2 separate regions of the Homo sapiens genome follow, and region 2 is linked to region 1. The links are chromatin contacts, found by Hi-C or POLR2A ChIA-PET in ENCODE. All regions are on one chromosome and are shown on one strand. The core of a region is the stretch at or near the end of the contact, and the rest is flanking DNA. Distances in the headings are between cores, read along the strand shown.

Region 1 (7,202 bases), core at 917-3,416:
CATCCTTCTCACTGGATTCTCCCTCCTTCCCCAAGGCCCCTCACCTCTGCGCCCAGTCCCTTCCCCTGCAGCCTCTCTCTCTAGACTTCGGAGCCTCTGCTTCCCCGCCCCGCTTCCCCAGCTTTCTTCTCCCTCCCGGGGCCGCCCCCTCCTCACTGACCAGCTTCCTGGGATCTCACTGCAGCAGAGCGCTGAGGCCCAGCAGCACAATCAGCAGCTGGGGCGCCGCAGCGGAGCTGGAGTCCTGGGAGCTGGGGTAGTACTTCTTGTCCGCGATTCTCACGCTTAAGACCTGGTTTTCTCTTCTGCGGTACAGATGGCAAATCAGGCATCTGCTCGTCCTGGCTCCTGCCGCCCTCCCTGTAAGCCCACCGCCCCCGGGAGTTCCCCCCGCACCGCCCCAATCCAAGTCACCGGGGAGGGAATGGACAGCGGCCACCCATGGCTCTGTGACCCTAGGGGCTAAGTTATCCTTTTGTGGGACTCAAACTTTATCCCTTGGGGCAATGGGGATTTTGGGAGCAAAGGAGATCCTGGGTCTTGGGCTAGGGATGTGGGGGTGAGAGGAATGTGGCAGGTGGAGGGTAGCGGGGGAAGGCTATCTCTGACCTCAGTCGCTCCACCTCTGCAGACGCGTCCTGAAGCTTATGGTTTAATGTAGTGATCTCTCCTGGTAGGGTGGGAGGACAGAAACAGGGGGCGGGTCAGCATGTGGCCATGCTGGGGCCCTGCTCCACTCTGGGACAGAACCTCCCCCTTACCCCAACCTCCAGCCCTGGTCTCCCTGCCCCCACCCCCTCTTCCATACCTGACTCACCCCTCCCCGGCCCTCTCCCTTCTCCCTTTCTCACCCTCAAGCTCCTCCACTTTCTTTTGTCCTTGGGCCTTCTCTGCATCCAGGGAAGCCATTAGGGCCATCTAAGAAGAGTTAGAATCTGGGGTTTTGGCCTGGGGAGTTTGGCTGCTGCCCCTGGGACCTGGGCCTCCTCCCTAGGTCCTGGGGACAGAGGGGCTTAAATGCAAACCCCTTTCAGGTTTTCTTCCAACCCTCTCTGCACCATGGTCTCCAACCTTAAAGAACAGCCACAACCACACACTCTCCCAGGGCCACCCATAAGCATGTGGGTCCTCAAAATGGGAGTTTTGAGGCCACCCCACGTGGAAACTTGGAGGCTATCGATAACCAAAGTTTAGTGGACATTTCCAGATTGCCTGAGCAATGGCCCAAGAAAAGTTAGAGGGCCCTACCAAATCCAGAATGCAGTGGGATTTCCCCGCCCAAGTGACATGCCCAGCGAGAGTTTCAAGATCCCCCATATCAGGACCCAGGTGAATATTTCAGTTTCTTAGGGATGAAGTGAAAATTTCAAAAGCCCCCTTTTTCAGGGTCTGGTGAGGTCCCCCTTCAACCCTGAATAGGGATTTCTACTCCCCCAGGACTGGTGCCCACGAGGAGTTTCAAGGCCCCCGACACCAGTGCCCTGGAAAGAATTTATAAATTCACCTAAGTCCCAGGGGGATACTGAGGTCCCCGATTTGGGGGATCTGGAGAGTTTTAACACCCTGCCCCTACACCAGTGCCCTGGACTGGGTTAGGGGCCCACAAACCCTGGTAGGGGAACCTAGGTCCCTTGATGTGGGGGCCCAGGAGCAGTTTCAGGACCTCCCCTGCATCTCCCTGGAGACCCACCCTGGGTCAGATTTCTGGGGAGAGATTCTTGTCCCTCCCACCGCCTAGTACTAGGCCATCCAAAGGAGTTGAGGAGCTTACCACAGTGTGGTTGCAGGTGGCGGCCTGGGCCTCCACATCCTGAAAGCCCTTCTGGGCCTCGGTCAGCTCTTGTTGCAGGAGATGGGTGACATTGCGACACTCCATCACTGCCCGAAGGCCGTCCCGGCAGGCCTCGCTGTTGGCCTTGATGGTGAAGATAATCAAGGGCACCCCCAGAATCACGATGATCAGGAGCACCAGAATTCCTATCCCCAGCAGAAGCTTACAGCGCTTATCCCCGTCTTCCATGGGCACTCTGCAATAGTCATACGAAGTAGATGCCATCCAGATCTCCCCTTTAGAGTCTGGCCTGGAGTTAGGGGAGGGTGCTGGAATCTTCTACGGGCCACCCCTTTATTAGCATAGGAAACGTCCTGACCAATAGCAAGTTCCAGGAAGTGCTCTGACCAGCAGCTCTTGCATGAGGCACCTACAGGCAGAGGATTAATTAGGTTTTCAGTTTCAGTTTCCCAGAAAGGAGGTGGGCTTTTTTTTCACCCTGCTTTAAAAGCCCTTGGGCCCTTCCCAGCTGGGTGCCAGCCAACTGTGGCTGCCTGGGACACTCCATCTTAAGTCCCTGTGCCTCTGCTGTGTGTTACTGAGTGCCTAGGCCGTGCCAGCCTGTATTCATCTGTACTATGACCTGAAGAGGCAGAGGCCATCACTGTTGGTCCGGTCTCCACCTGGGGAAACTGAGGTTGCACAGTTGCGTGGTGGAGTGAGGGCAGGGCCTGGGTCTGGGGGCGGGGCCTGGGTCTGACCCCAGGGACTGGTTTTTGTGTTCAGGTGTCTCTGTGGTGACGAGCAGGGCTTCATCCAGTGCCTCTGTCCCCACCGAGGGGACTATGGGAGACATGGAGGGTGTGTGAGCAACAGGTGAGACTGGAGCCAGCTGAAAACTGGGAGACCGACCCAGCCAACAAACAATGTCGGTCTCTGTCTTGGCACCTGCAGGAAACAAGCTCCTACTTCCAGAAAAAGTGCTCCTGGGACTCCAGGATACCAGGTAAACTCTCTGAGCCTGTTTCTTCATCTGCAAAGGGGAATAACAGGGCCAGCCTCAGACACTGTCCATGTGGCCAAGAGAGCCAGGGCTTCCTACAGGAAATCAGGCCCATTATCGGCACCCAACTGCTGGGCATGACCGCTGAAAGGGGACTGCATGTTTTTCTTGTGGCTTCTTCAGCCACATCCTGACCACAGCCCAGATTCTGTTAGGTCTGCCATTTCCATGTTTTTTTTTCTTTTCAGCAGGGCCAGACAGTAGGCGAGGTCAAGTCCAGAGCCCAGGCCTCCCAGAAGGCCTGGGGAACTCCCCCCAGGCCCTGACTCCAACATCCCTCAGAAGGACCCCATTAAAGCCACTTAGAGCCAGGCATGGTGGTACATGCCTGTGGTCCCAGGCTGAGGCTGGGAGGCTGAGGCAGGAGGATCACTCGAGCCCAGGAGTTTGAGGCTGCAGCGAGCTATGATTGTGCCACGGCACTCAAGCCTGGGTGATAGAGTGGGATCCCATCTCTTAAACCAATAAACAAAAAAATCACTTAGAACCAAGAACCAATTAACAAGCTGTGGGAGATGATCTTGCTGAAAATTCTGAGGGTGAACTTGTCCCAGGAGGAGGGACCTACCAGCCTGGCCAGGACTCCAGGTGCAAAGACACGACCTTTGCCTGACTTATTTGACTAAGCTGACTTATTTGAGCAGCACTGTTCTGGCCTGCTAACTTTAGGGTTAGTTTGGGACCAGGTCGGAAATCACAATTGCATGAATTGCACATTGGAGGCCAGGGTGGTGCACCTCTGGGCAAATGAATTTCCTCTCTTAGCATTGATTTCCCCAGCTGTAAAATGTGGATAATAATAGATTGATGTCCTCTCTAAATTTTGCAGCTGTAAACAGTCCCAGCCCTGCAAACCGAAAGTTTGTTGCTCTTCCCTTTAAAATTACTGTAGGGACCAGCCCCACAGGGTCAGTGGGTCTCTCCCTGTGTGCGGCGACGAGAGAGTGTAGAAATAAAGACACAAGACGAAGAGATAAAAGAAAAGACAGCTGGGCCCGGGGGACCACTACCAGCAATGCGCGGAGACTGGTAGTGGCCCCGAATGTCTGGCTGTGCTGTTATTTATTGGATACAAAGCAAAAGGGGCAGGGTAAAGAGTGTGAGTCATCTCCAATGATAGGTAAGGTCACGTGGGTCACGTGTCCACTGGACAGGGGGCCCTTCCCTGCCTGGCAGCCGAGGCAGAGAGAGAGAGAGGGGACAGACAGAAAGACAGCTTATGCCATTATTTCTGCATATCAGAGACTTTTAGTACTTTCACTAAATGACTACTGCTATCTAGAAGGCAGAGCCAGGTGTACAGGATGGAACATGAAGGCGGACTAGGAGCGTGACCACTGAAGCACAGCATCACAGGGAGACGGTTAGGCTGCCAGATAACCGCGGGCGAGCCTGACTGATGTCAGGCCCTCCACAAGAGGTGGAGGAGCAGAGTCTTCTCCAAACTCCCCCAGGGAAAAGGAGCCTCCCTTTCCCGGTCTGCTAAGTAGTGGGTGTTGTTCCTTGACACTTTTCGCTACCGCTAGACCACTGTCCGCTCGGGCAACGGGCGTCTTCCCAGACGCTGGCGTCACCGCTAGACCAAGGAGCCCTTCTGCTGGCCCTGTCCGGGCATAACAGAAGGCTTGCACTCTTGTCTTCTGGTCACACCTCACTATGTCCCCTCAGCTCCTATCTCTGTATGGCCTGGTTTTTCCTAGGTTATGATTGTAGACCGAGGATTATTATACTATTGGGATAAAGAGTAATTACTACAAACTAATGATTAATGATATTCATATATCTCTAAGATCTATATTTGGTATAACTATTCTTGTTTTATATTTTATTATACTGGAACAGCTCGTGTCCTCAGTCTCTTGCCTTGGCACCTGGGTGGCTTGCCGCCCACAATTACAAATGGTGGGATGGGTGCAGTGGCTCATGCCTGCAATCCTAGTACTTTGGGAGGCTGAGATGGGAAGATTGCTTGAGGCCAGTAGTTCGAGACCAGCCTGGTCAACATAGAGAGATCCTATCCCTATTTAAAAATAAATATATATATATATTTTAAGTACATATATTTATTTTATTTTGTTTTAATTAATTAATTAATTAATTAATTTTTTTTGAGATGGAGTCTCGCTCTTGTTGCCCAGGCTGGAGTGCAGTGGCACGATCTTGGCTCACTGCAACCTCTGCCTCCGGAGTTCAAGCGATTCCCCTGCCTCAGCCTCCTGAGTAGCTGGGATTACAGGCGCCCACCGCCATGCCTGGCTTATTTTTGTACTTTTAGTAGAGACAGGGTTTTGCCATGTTGACCAGGCTGGTCTTGAACTCCTGACCTCAGGTGATCTGTCTGACTCAGCCTCCCAAAGTGCTGGGATTACAGGCGTGAGCCACTGCACCTGGCCTATATTTTATTTTATATTTTTAAATATATAATGTATTTTTATATATTGGTTGGTGCAAAAGTAATTGCGGTTTCTGCCATTACTTTTTTTTTTTTTTTTTTGAGAGGGAATCTCTCTCTGTCGCCCAGGCTGGAGTGCAGTGGTACGATCTCGATCACTACAACCTCTGCCTCCTGGGTTGAAGCGATTCTCCTGCCTCAGCCTCCTGAGTAGCTGGGACTACAGATGCCTGCCACCATGCCTGGCTACTTTTTGCATTTTTAGTAGAGATGGGGTTTCGCCATGTTGGCCAGGCTGGTCTCAAACTTCTGACCTCAGGTGATCCACCCAACTTGGACTCACCAAGTACTGGGATTACAAGCGTGAGCCACCGTGCCCGGCCTATATTTTATTTTATATTTTTAAATATATTCTCCCTCTGTCACCCAGGCTGGAGTGCAGTGGTGTAATCTCGGCTCACTGCAACCTCTGCCTCCTGGGTTGAAGTGATTCTTCTGCCTCAGCCTCCTGAGTAGCTGGGACTACAGATGCCTGCCACCATGCCCAGCTACTTTTTGTATTTTTAGGAGAGACGGGGTTTCGACATGTTGGCCAGGCTGGTCTCGAACTCCCGACCTCAAGGGATCCACCCGACTTGGCCTCCCAAAGTGCTGGGATTACAGGCATGAGCCACCGCTCCCAGCCTCTGCCATTACTTTTTTTTTTTTTTTTTTTTTTTTGAGATGGAATTTCACTCTTGTTACCCAGGGTGGAGTGCAATGATGCAATCTTAGCTCACCACAACCTCTGCCTCCTGGGTTCAAACAATTCTCCTGCCTCAGCCTCCCTAGTAGCTGGGATTACAGGCATGCGCCACCATGCCCGGCTAATTTTGTATTTTTAGTAGAGAGGTTTAGGTTTCTCCATGTTGGCCAGGCTGGTCTCAAACTCCCGACCTCAGGTGATCTGCCCGCCTCGGCCTCCCAAATTGCTGGGGTTACAGGCTTGAGCCACCGCACCCAGCCTTTTTTTGTTTTTTTCTTTGAGATGGAGTCTCGGTCTGTCTCTCAGGCTGGGGTGCATTGGCACGATCTCGTCTCACTGCAACCTCTGACCTCCGCCTCCTGGGTTCAAGCAATCCTGCTGCCTCAGTCTCCTGAGTAGCTGGGATTACAGGTACCCGCCACCACGCCCAGCTAATTTTTGTATTTTTAGTAGAGACGGGGTTTCACCATGTTACCCAGGCTGGTCTCGAACTCCTGACCTCATGATCCGTCCATCTCGGCCTCCCAAAGTACTGCGATTACAGCCATGAGCCACCACGCCCGGCCTTCCATTACTTTTAATGGCATTAATTAATTATGCTTACTAAAAGTTATGGCAGAAACCACAATTACTTTCGCAATAAAATTAGAAATGGAAACTGTTATGCTACCATTCTTTTTCTTTTTTTATTTTCTTTTGAGACAGAATCTTGTCCTGTTGCCCAGGCTGGAGCGCAGTGGTGCAATCATAGCTCACTGCAGCCTTGACCTCCTGGGCTCAAGCAATCCTCTCACCTCAGCCTCTGGCGTAGCTGGGACTATATGTGTGCACCACCACGCCCAGCTAATTTTTTATTTTTTGTAGAGATGGGGGTCTCAGTATGTTTCCCAGGCTGGTCTCAAACTCCTAGGCTCCAAAGATCCTCCTGCCTCAGCCCCCGCAAAGTGTTGGAATTACAGGAGTAAGCCACTGCACCCAGCCGCTAGCATTCTTTTGGTTTTAGCTTCATATATATATATATATATATATATATATATATACACACACACATATATATATACACACACATATATATACATATATATACATATATATATACACACATATATATATACACATATATATATATAATTATTATTATTTTAGAGAAACATTTCAGTTGGGAGCAGTGGTTCATGCCTGTAATCCCAGCACTTTGGAGGCTGAGGCGGGTGGATGACCTGACGTCAGG
Region 2 (7,202 bases), core at 3,458-5,957, 700 kb after region 1:
CGGGCAGAGGCCACAGCACGTGCAAAGGCCCAGAGGCATGTAGCCTTTCTTACCTGTTTATATGGGGAAACAAGAACTTGAACCTATTTCTTAGCACTAGAGGCTGATGGCCAGGACTTAATGCTTCCAGGGCCTTCAGTGCTGATTTTGAAGAGGTTAGACTTTCCCCCTAGGGTGATGGGGAGCTATGGAAGGTGCTGGAGCAGGAGAGGACATGCCCATATTGAGGGGCTGGGAAGACTCCTCTGGAGGGCTAGGAGCAGGAGTGGGGGAATCAAAAAGGGCAGGAAGCCAGGAAGGAGCATGGAATGAAAGTCTAAGTGTACCAGGTGTGGTGGCTCATGACTGTAGTCCCAGCTACTCAAGGAGGCTGAGGCAGAAGGATCTCTCTCTCTCTCTCTTTTTTTTTTTTTTGAGAAAGAATCATGCTCTGTTACCCAGGCTGGAGTCCAGTGGCGCAATCTCGGCTCACTGCAACCTCCACCTCCCGGGTTCAAGTAATTCTCCCTGCCTCAGCCTCCCGAGTAGCTGGGATTACAGGCACATGTCACCACGCCCGGCTAATTTTTGTATTTTTAGTAGAGACGGGGTTTCGCCATGTTGGCCAGGCTGGTATCAAACTCCTGATCTCAGGTGATCCGCCCACCTCGGCCTCCCAAAGTGCTAGAATTACAGGCGTGAGCCACCGCGCCCAGCCAAGAAGGATCTCTTGAGCCCAGGAGTTTGAGGCTATAGTGAGCCATGATCACGAGACCCTATCTCAAAAATAAAAATAAAGGTCCAAGTGGAAGAAGATTAAAATAATAATAAAATAATAGTAAAGTGGGAATAACCGTTCATATTAACAGGCTAAGCCCTCTCATGCATTCAATTCTCCCAACAGCCCGAGTGGTCAGTGCTATTATTAGTTCCACTTTTCAAAGGAAGAAACTGAGGCCCAAAGAGGGAAGTACCCACCAGGAAGCCAGAGAAATTCTAACCAATCTGGCACGTGAAGGTGTTGTCTTCATCAGCCCCAGTTTGGGGTCTCTTTTGACTGGAAACCTTGTTAATGGTCCAGGAGCACCCCAGCCAATCAGGGGGTAGATCGCTGATGCGAGCCAATCAGATTTCCTGGAGGCCAAAGGCCAAAGAGTCCATTCACAAACGGGTGCTGACCGGCCAATCCAGACGCATAGCCCAGGGCGTCCTCTCCGGTGGTGACAATGTGAGGCGTGCTGTTGGCTGTGTGCAGGAAAGGTCTGAAAAAGGATCCGGCCTGGCCCGCGGGCGGCCAGTTTGCGACAGCCCTGGGTCCAGGGAGGAGGTGGAGACCTTCCCAATTTGGGTTAAACTCAGCCTCACGCATAACGTGTGCAGGCACCGGGTAACGTGAGCTGTTATTACTACTACTACTATTATCTTATTACATTTATCATCTCCTACTTGGACCTTTGCTTTACACATGACCGAATTTCAAAACACCAGGTCCCACAAACAGAGCATCCCCCGGCAGAGAAGGGCTAGAGCCTGTATCTGGACTTTTGTCTCTGCCGCTACTGGGGTGGCTCCTCTAGGTTCAGCCCTCCAAGGTGATCCTGCTTTCTCATGGACAGCTTCCACTTATTTTCCTCCTCCTCCTCCTCCTCCTCCTTCTCCTTCTCCTCCTCCTCCTCCTCCTCCTGGAAGCCCTGGGGCTGGTGCCATGTGGTCCATGCTGACTTCTCTCCCATTTAATTCCAGGGGCATCGAACTTCCAACCGGGCTTGGTGCCCAGCAGGCTGAGTCTCACCTCCCTTTGCACGTGCTGTTTGCTGGGCATGGACTGGTGTTTTCCATGTGCCTGCAGGCTTTGTTTGACACCCCCTACTCCAGGAAGCCCCTTAGCTCTCCTCTCTGTGTGCCTCCAACCCCTCTTCTCCCTTTGAGTCTCTCTTTTTTTAGACAGGATCTTGCCCTGTCGCCCAGGCTGGAGTGCGGTGGCCCAGGCTGGAGTGCAGTGGCGCCATCTTGGCTCACTGCAGGCTCCGTCACCTGGATACAAGCGATTCTCACAGCCTCAGCCTCCTGAGTAGCTGGATTACAGGCGAGCGCCACCACACCCGACTAATATAATTTTTATATTTTTTAGTAGAGATGGTGTTTCACCATGTTGGCCAGAATGGCCTCAAACTCTTTTTTTTTTTTTTTTTTTTTTTGAGACGGAGTCTTGCTCTGTCGCCCAGGCTGGAGTGCAGTGGCGTGATCTCCGCTCATTCCACCTCCCAGGTTCATGCCATTCTCCTGCCTCAGCCTCCCGAGTAGCTGGGACTACAGGCTCCTGCCACCACACCCGGCTAATTTTTTGTATTTTTAGCAGAGACGGGCTTTCACCGTGTTAGCCAGGATGGTCTCCATCTGCTGACTTCGTGATCCTCCCACCTCGGCCTCTCAAAGTGCTGAGATTACAGGTGTTAGCCACTGCGCCTGGCCTTTTTTTTTTGAAACGGAGTTTCACTCTTTCGCTCTTCTTGCCCAGGCTGGAGTGCAATGGCACGATCTCGGCTCACCGCAACCTCTGCCCCCGAGTTCAAGCGATTCTCCTGCCTCAGCCTCCCAGGTAGCTGGGATTACAGGCATGCGCCACCACATCCTGCTAATTTTGTATTTTTAGTAGAGACGGGGTTTCTCCATGTTGGTCAGGCTGGTCTCGAACTCCTGACCTCAGGTGATCTGCCTGCCTCAGCCTCCCAAAGTCCTGGGATTACAGGCATGAGCCACTGCGCCCGGCCACCTTTTTTTTTTTTTTTTTTGAGACGGAGTCTCATTCTGTCACCCAGGCTGGAGTACAATGGTGTGGTCTTGGCTCACTGCAACCTCCGCCTCCGGGGTTCAAGGGATTCTCCTGCCTCGGCCTACCGAGTAGCTGGGACTACAGGCGCCTGCCACCACATCCAGCTAATTTTTGTATTTTAAGTAGAGACGGGGTTTCACTATGTTGGCCAGGCTGATCTTGAACTCCTGACCTTGTGATCCGCCCACCTTGGCCTCCCAGCGTGCTGGGATTACAGGCGTGAGCCACCGCACCTGGCTCAAACTCTTGATCTTAAGTGATCCTCCCGCCTCAGCCTCCCAAAGTGCTGGGATTACAGGCATGAGCCACAGCACCCAGCTGCTTCGGGTCTCTCTTAATCCCTCCAGTATGGGGGTGCTCCTGCTGTGCTATGTCTTCTCCAAAATGGGATTTCCTCAAGGTGGGGCTAAAGCTTGTTGGGGAGGCAGCATCCCCCAGCCTGGGCAAGCGCAGACGGGTATACCATAAATATTACCTTTAAAGGGCAGTTTCAGGGGGTCGGGGCCTCCCCAACCTCCACTCCTCTGGGTGGGAACCACTCCCAGGGGAACAGCAGGCACAGAGGGAGCTGTGGGTGGAAAGCAGATGGTGCGGGGACCGAAGGGTCCGGGAGTGGTGCCAGGAGAGTTCTGTGTGGTCCAGCTTCCCCGGGAGCCTTTGCAGGGAGCTGCCGATTTTGCCTCACCTCTCTCTGCCACTTTAAAAAAACATCTTCAGGCCAGGCACAGTGGCTCATGCCTGTAATCCAGCGTTTTGGGAGGCCGAGATGGGAGGACTGCTTGAGGTCAGGAGGTCAAGACCAGCCAGACCAACATGGTGAAATCCTATCTCTACTAAAAATACAAAATCAGCCAAGCGTGGTGGTGGGCGCCTGTAATCCCAGCTTACTTGGGAGGCTGAGGCAGAAGAATCGCTTGAACCCAGGAGGTGGAGGTTGCAGTGAGACAAGATCGCACCATTGCCCTCCAGCCTGGGCGACAGAGCAAGTCTCCATCTGAAAACAAACAAACAAACAAAATATTCACATCTTTTTGTCTTTTGGAAGCAACTTTCAACTGGTGGTTATTATTCACGTCTTGATCATTGTCTTGACTCCCATCCATCCAAGTCTCCCCCAGCACCAGGCTCTGAGCTTGCTACTCATTGATTCCTCCAGGGACCCTATGTCACTGGGCCATTTTCCAAATGAGAAAACTGAGGCACAGAGGGGTTAAGTCACTTGTCGGGTCACACAGTGCAGGAGTGGGGGAGCCAGACTGGGAACCTAGGACTGTCAGAGTTTTGGAAGGAAATGCCTGGATGGGGTGCAAGTGGGACCCCCCACCAGGGTTCAAATCCCTCCCTGTTTCACGTGGGGTAGTGGAGGAAGTGGTATAAGATCCCACAACTGGCTGGGTGCAGTGGCTCATGCCTGTAATCCCAGCACTTTGGGAGGCCAAGGCAGGTGGATCACTTGAGACCAGGAGTTCAAGACCAGCCTGGGCAACATGGTGAAACCTCATCTCTATAAAAAATACAAAAATTAGCCGGGTGTGGTGGCACATGCCCACAATCCCAGCTACTCTGGAGGCGGAGGTTGCAGTGAGCCAAGATTGCACCACTGCATTCCAGTCTGGGCGACATAGCCAGACGCTGTCTCAAAAAAAAAAAAAAAAAAAAAAAAAAAAAAAAAAAAAAAATTCCCACAACTATTGGAAGGGGAAGAAGGAGACCCTAATGGCCACGGTGATGGTGGTGATGGTTCCATCACCATGACTGCTTGAACTAAACGCCGTGAGTTGTCTGTCCTCAGACATATTCAAGCAGTCAGAGAGACCTTCGAGGGGTAGATTATTCTCCTCCCATCGTGACAGCTTGGTTTTCTGAGCGCAGAGCAGCTGAAGTCAGGCCTGGGGTAACGCCACACCCCCGCGACCCTTCCCCGCCTCTCCCGGGAGACCTTGCCCTCCCAGCTGGGTCATCCGGCAGCCCAGCAGCTTCCGGCCCCCTCCAATTGGCTGTAGGGGCCGATGGCGTCACTGGTTGCTATGGCGAACACCCAGATCACGACGTGGGCAGCCTGGAGCCCACCAAAGTAAAAATAGTCGTGTGTCCCCAACGTGGCCGCCCTGATGTGTGTGGAGGGAGGGTGTCCTGAGACCCAGTTTCCTGCCTCTCACTCCACTAAGAGACGTGGGCAGCCGGCTTTCCTCTGCACCTAAGTTTCCCTGCCAGTAAAACAGCCCCTGCCCGCGGTTCGTAGGAGGTGGCTCAGTAAATGCAAGGACATTTACCAGGTATTATGACAGCTTCCATGGTCCCTTGCTGAGCTCAACAATAGTACAACAGCACACAACAGCAGCAATAGTAATGGCTGATCATGATTAACCCAGAACCCTCCTCACGTCATCTCCAGTTACAGATGGGGAAACTGAGGCACGGGGCATACAAATAATTTGCATGGCCAGGAAGAAACAGAGAATTGAACTGGACCCAGGTCTGGGTGTCCCCAGATTCTAAACTTGTGCCACATGGCATTTTGAGAATTTAATAAACCCTCGTGATTGACCGGGTGCGATGGCTTACACTGTAATCCCAGCCCTTTGGGAGGCTAAGGTGGATGGATCACTTGAGGTCAGGAGTTCGAGACCAGCCTGGGCAACATAGTGAAACCTCGTCTCTGCTAAATATACAAAAATTAGCCAGGCATGCTGGCACACACCTGTAACCCCAGTTACTTGGGAGGCTGAGTCAGGAGAATCGCTTGAACCCGAGAGGCAGAGGTTTCAGTGAGCCAAGACTGCACCACTGCACTCCAGCCTGGCGATACAGTGAGACTCCATCTAAACAAACAAACAAACAAACAAAAAACTGGTTTTTTGGCCAGGCATGGTGGCTTATGCCTGTAATCCCAGCATTTTGTAATCCCGGCATTTTGGGAGGCCAAAGTGGGTGGATCATCTGAGGTCAGGAGTTCAAGACTAGCCTGGGTAACATGGCAAAACCCTGTCTCTTCTAAAAAAAAAAAAAAAAGTCCCAGCTACTCTGGAGGTTGAGGCAGGAGAATCGCTTGAACCTGGGAGACAGAGGTTGCAGCGAGCCGAGATTGTGTCATTGCACTCCAGCCTGGGCAACAAGAGCAAAAGTCTGTCTCAAAAAAACAAAAACAACAACAAAAAAAAACCCTCTTGGGCAGCCCATGTCTGAGGATGGACTGTGAGGTCACAGTGGAACACAAGCTCACGGCTTTCTATCCTTCATGCGGTGAGGGCACCCAGAGTTGGTGCAGGTCAGTTTGCTGAGCTCTAAAAGGGTCTTCAAAAGGGAGTCACCCGTCAGCCGTCCTCCCCACGCCCCCACTGGTACCCAGGGCCCAAACCTGCATAGGCTTTGCAGCGAGTGAGGAGAGAATGGCGTTCAGACCTAGACCCAGGAGGAGAGGGACATCTGAGATGGGACAGGGAGAGGACAACTCAGGAATCTCTGTTTTCTCAACAGATTATTAGTTTTTAGCCACTACTGACATACTTCTTCATAAATACAACTAATTGGTAATTTTAAATAAAATTATTATTAATTTTTTTTAGACTTAGAGTCTTGCTCTGTCACCCAGACTAGAGTGCAATGGTATTATCATAGTTCACTGCAACCTCCAACTCCTGGGGTCAAGCAATCCTCCCACCTCAGTCTCCTGAGTAGCTGGGATTGCAGGCGTGCAACACCACACCTGGCTAATTTTTTTTTCTTTTTTGAGACGGAATCTCTCATTGTTGCCAGGCTAGAGTGCAATGGCACCATCTCAGCTCACTGCAAGCTCTGCCTCCCAGGTTCAAGCGATCCTCCCGAGTAGCTGGGGCTACAGGTGTGCAATACCACGCCCAGCTAATTTTTGTATTTTTAGTAGAGACAGGGTTTCACCATGTTGGCCAGGATGGTCTTGATCTCTTGACCTTGTGATCTGCCCGCCTTGGCCTCCCAAAGTACTGGGATTACAGGCATGAGCCACCGCACTTGGCCCTTCTTATTTATTTATTTATTTATTTATTTATTTATTTATTTATTTATTTTTGAGATGGAGTTTCGCTCTTGTTTCCCAGGCTGGAGTGCAATGGTGTGACCTCGGCTCACTGCAACCTCCGCCTCCCGGGTTCAAGCGATTCTCCTGCCTTAGTCTCCCAAGTAGCTGGAATTACAGGCACCCACCACCATGCCTGGCTAATTTTGTATTTTTAGTAGAGATGGGGTTTCACCATGTTGGCCAGGCTGGTCTTGAACTCCCGACCTCAGGTGATCTGCCCACCTCAGCCTCCCAAAGCTCTGGGATTACAGGTATGAGCCACTGCGCCTGACCGGCCCGGCCTTTTTTTGGAGACAGGGCTCAAGCAATCCTCCCACCTCAGCCCCCCAAGTA

Evidence for each region. A loop is a pair of places that touch in the nucleus more often than their neighbours do. ChIA-PET counts read pairs that join two places held with the same protein, here RNA polymerase II (POLR2A). Pooled maps may share reads with other maps.
Region 2: a loop to region 1 is called in a map with no recorded cell type, with 4 times the contacts of the local background. The contact joins the enhancer-like site here to the promoter of BISPR in region 1. A Hi-C loop is called at or near these places in 2 of 37 single-sample maps with no recorded cell type and 4 of 50 pooled maps. POLR2A ChIA-PET finds 5 or more read pairs at or near these places in 1 of 52 experiments (GM12878).

Annotation. Positions count from the first base shown.
Region 1 is chr19:17,403,520-17,410,721 of GRCh38, forward strand. It overlaps BISPR (BST2 interferon stimulated positive regulator), which reads left to right and starts at 2,167. Exons shown (of 4, transcript NR_130766.1): 1 at 2,167-2,252; 2 at 2,558-2,777. BST2 (bone marrow stromal cell antigen 2) reads right to left here and starts at 2,111. Exons shown (of 5, transcript NM_004335.4): 1 at 1,772-2,111; 2 at 852-918; 3 at 610-670; 4 at 161-305. The coding sequence starts at 2,056. The coding sequence ends at 176. It also overlaps a transcript of MVB12A not described here. RefSeq lists enhancers at 1,290-2,028, 2,013-2,072, 2,143-2,522, 2,713-2,772, 2,823-2,872 and 2 more.
Region 2 is chr19:18,099,729-18,106,930 of GRCh38, forward strand. The region is part of intron 1 of MAST3 (microtubule associated serine/threonine kinase 3); the gene reads left to right. Among named protein-coding and RNA genes, the nearest start is that of MAST3, 5.6 kb to the left of the region's middle. RefSeq lists a silencer at 4,661-4,770. Within about 2 kb of position 4,708, at least 23 of the 41 ENCODE cell types and tissues checked have a DNase peak (open chromatin) inside an H3K27ac peak, as active enhancers do; they include GM12878, where a contact is called at or near this core.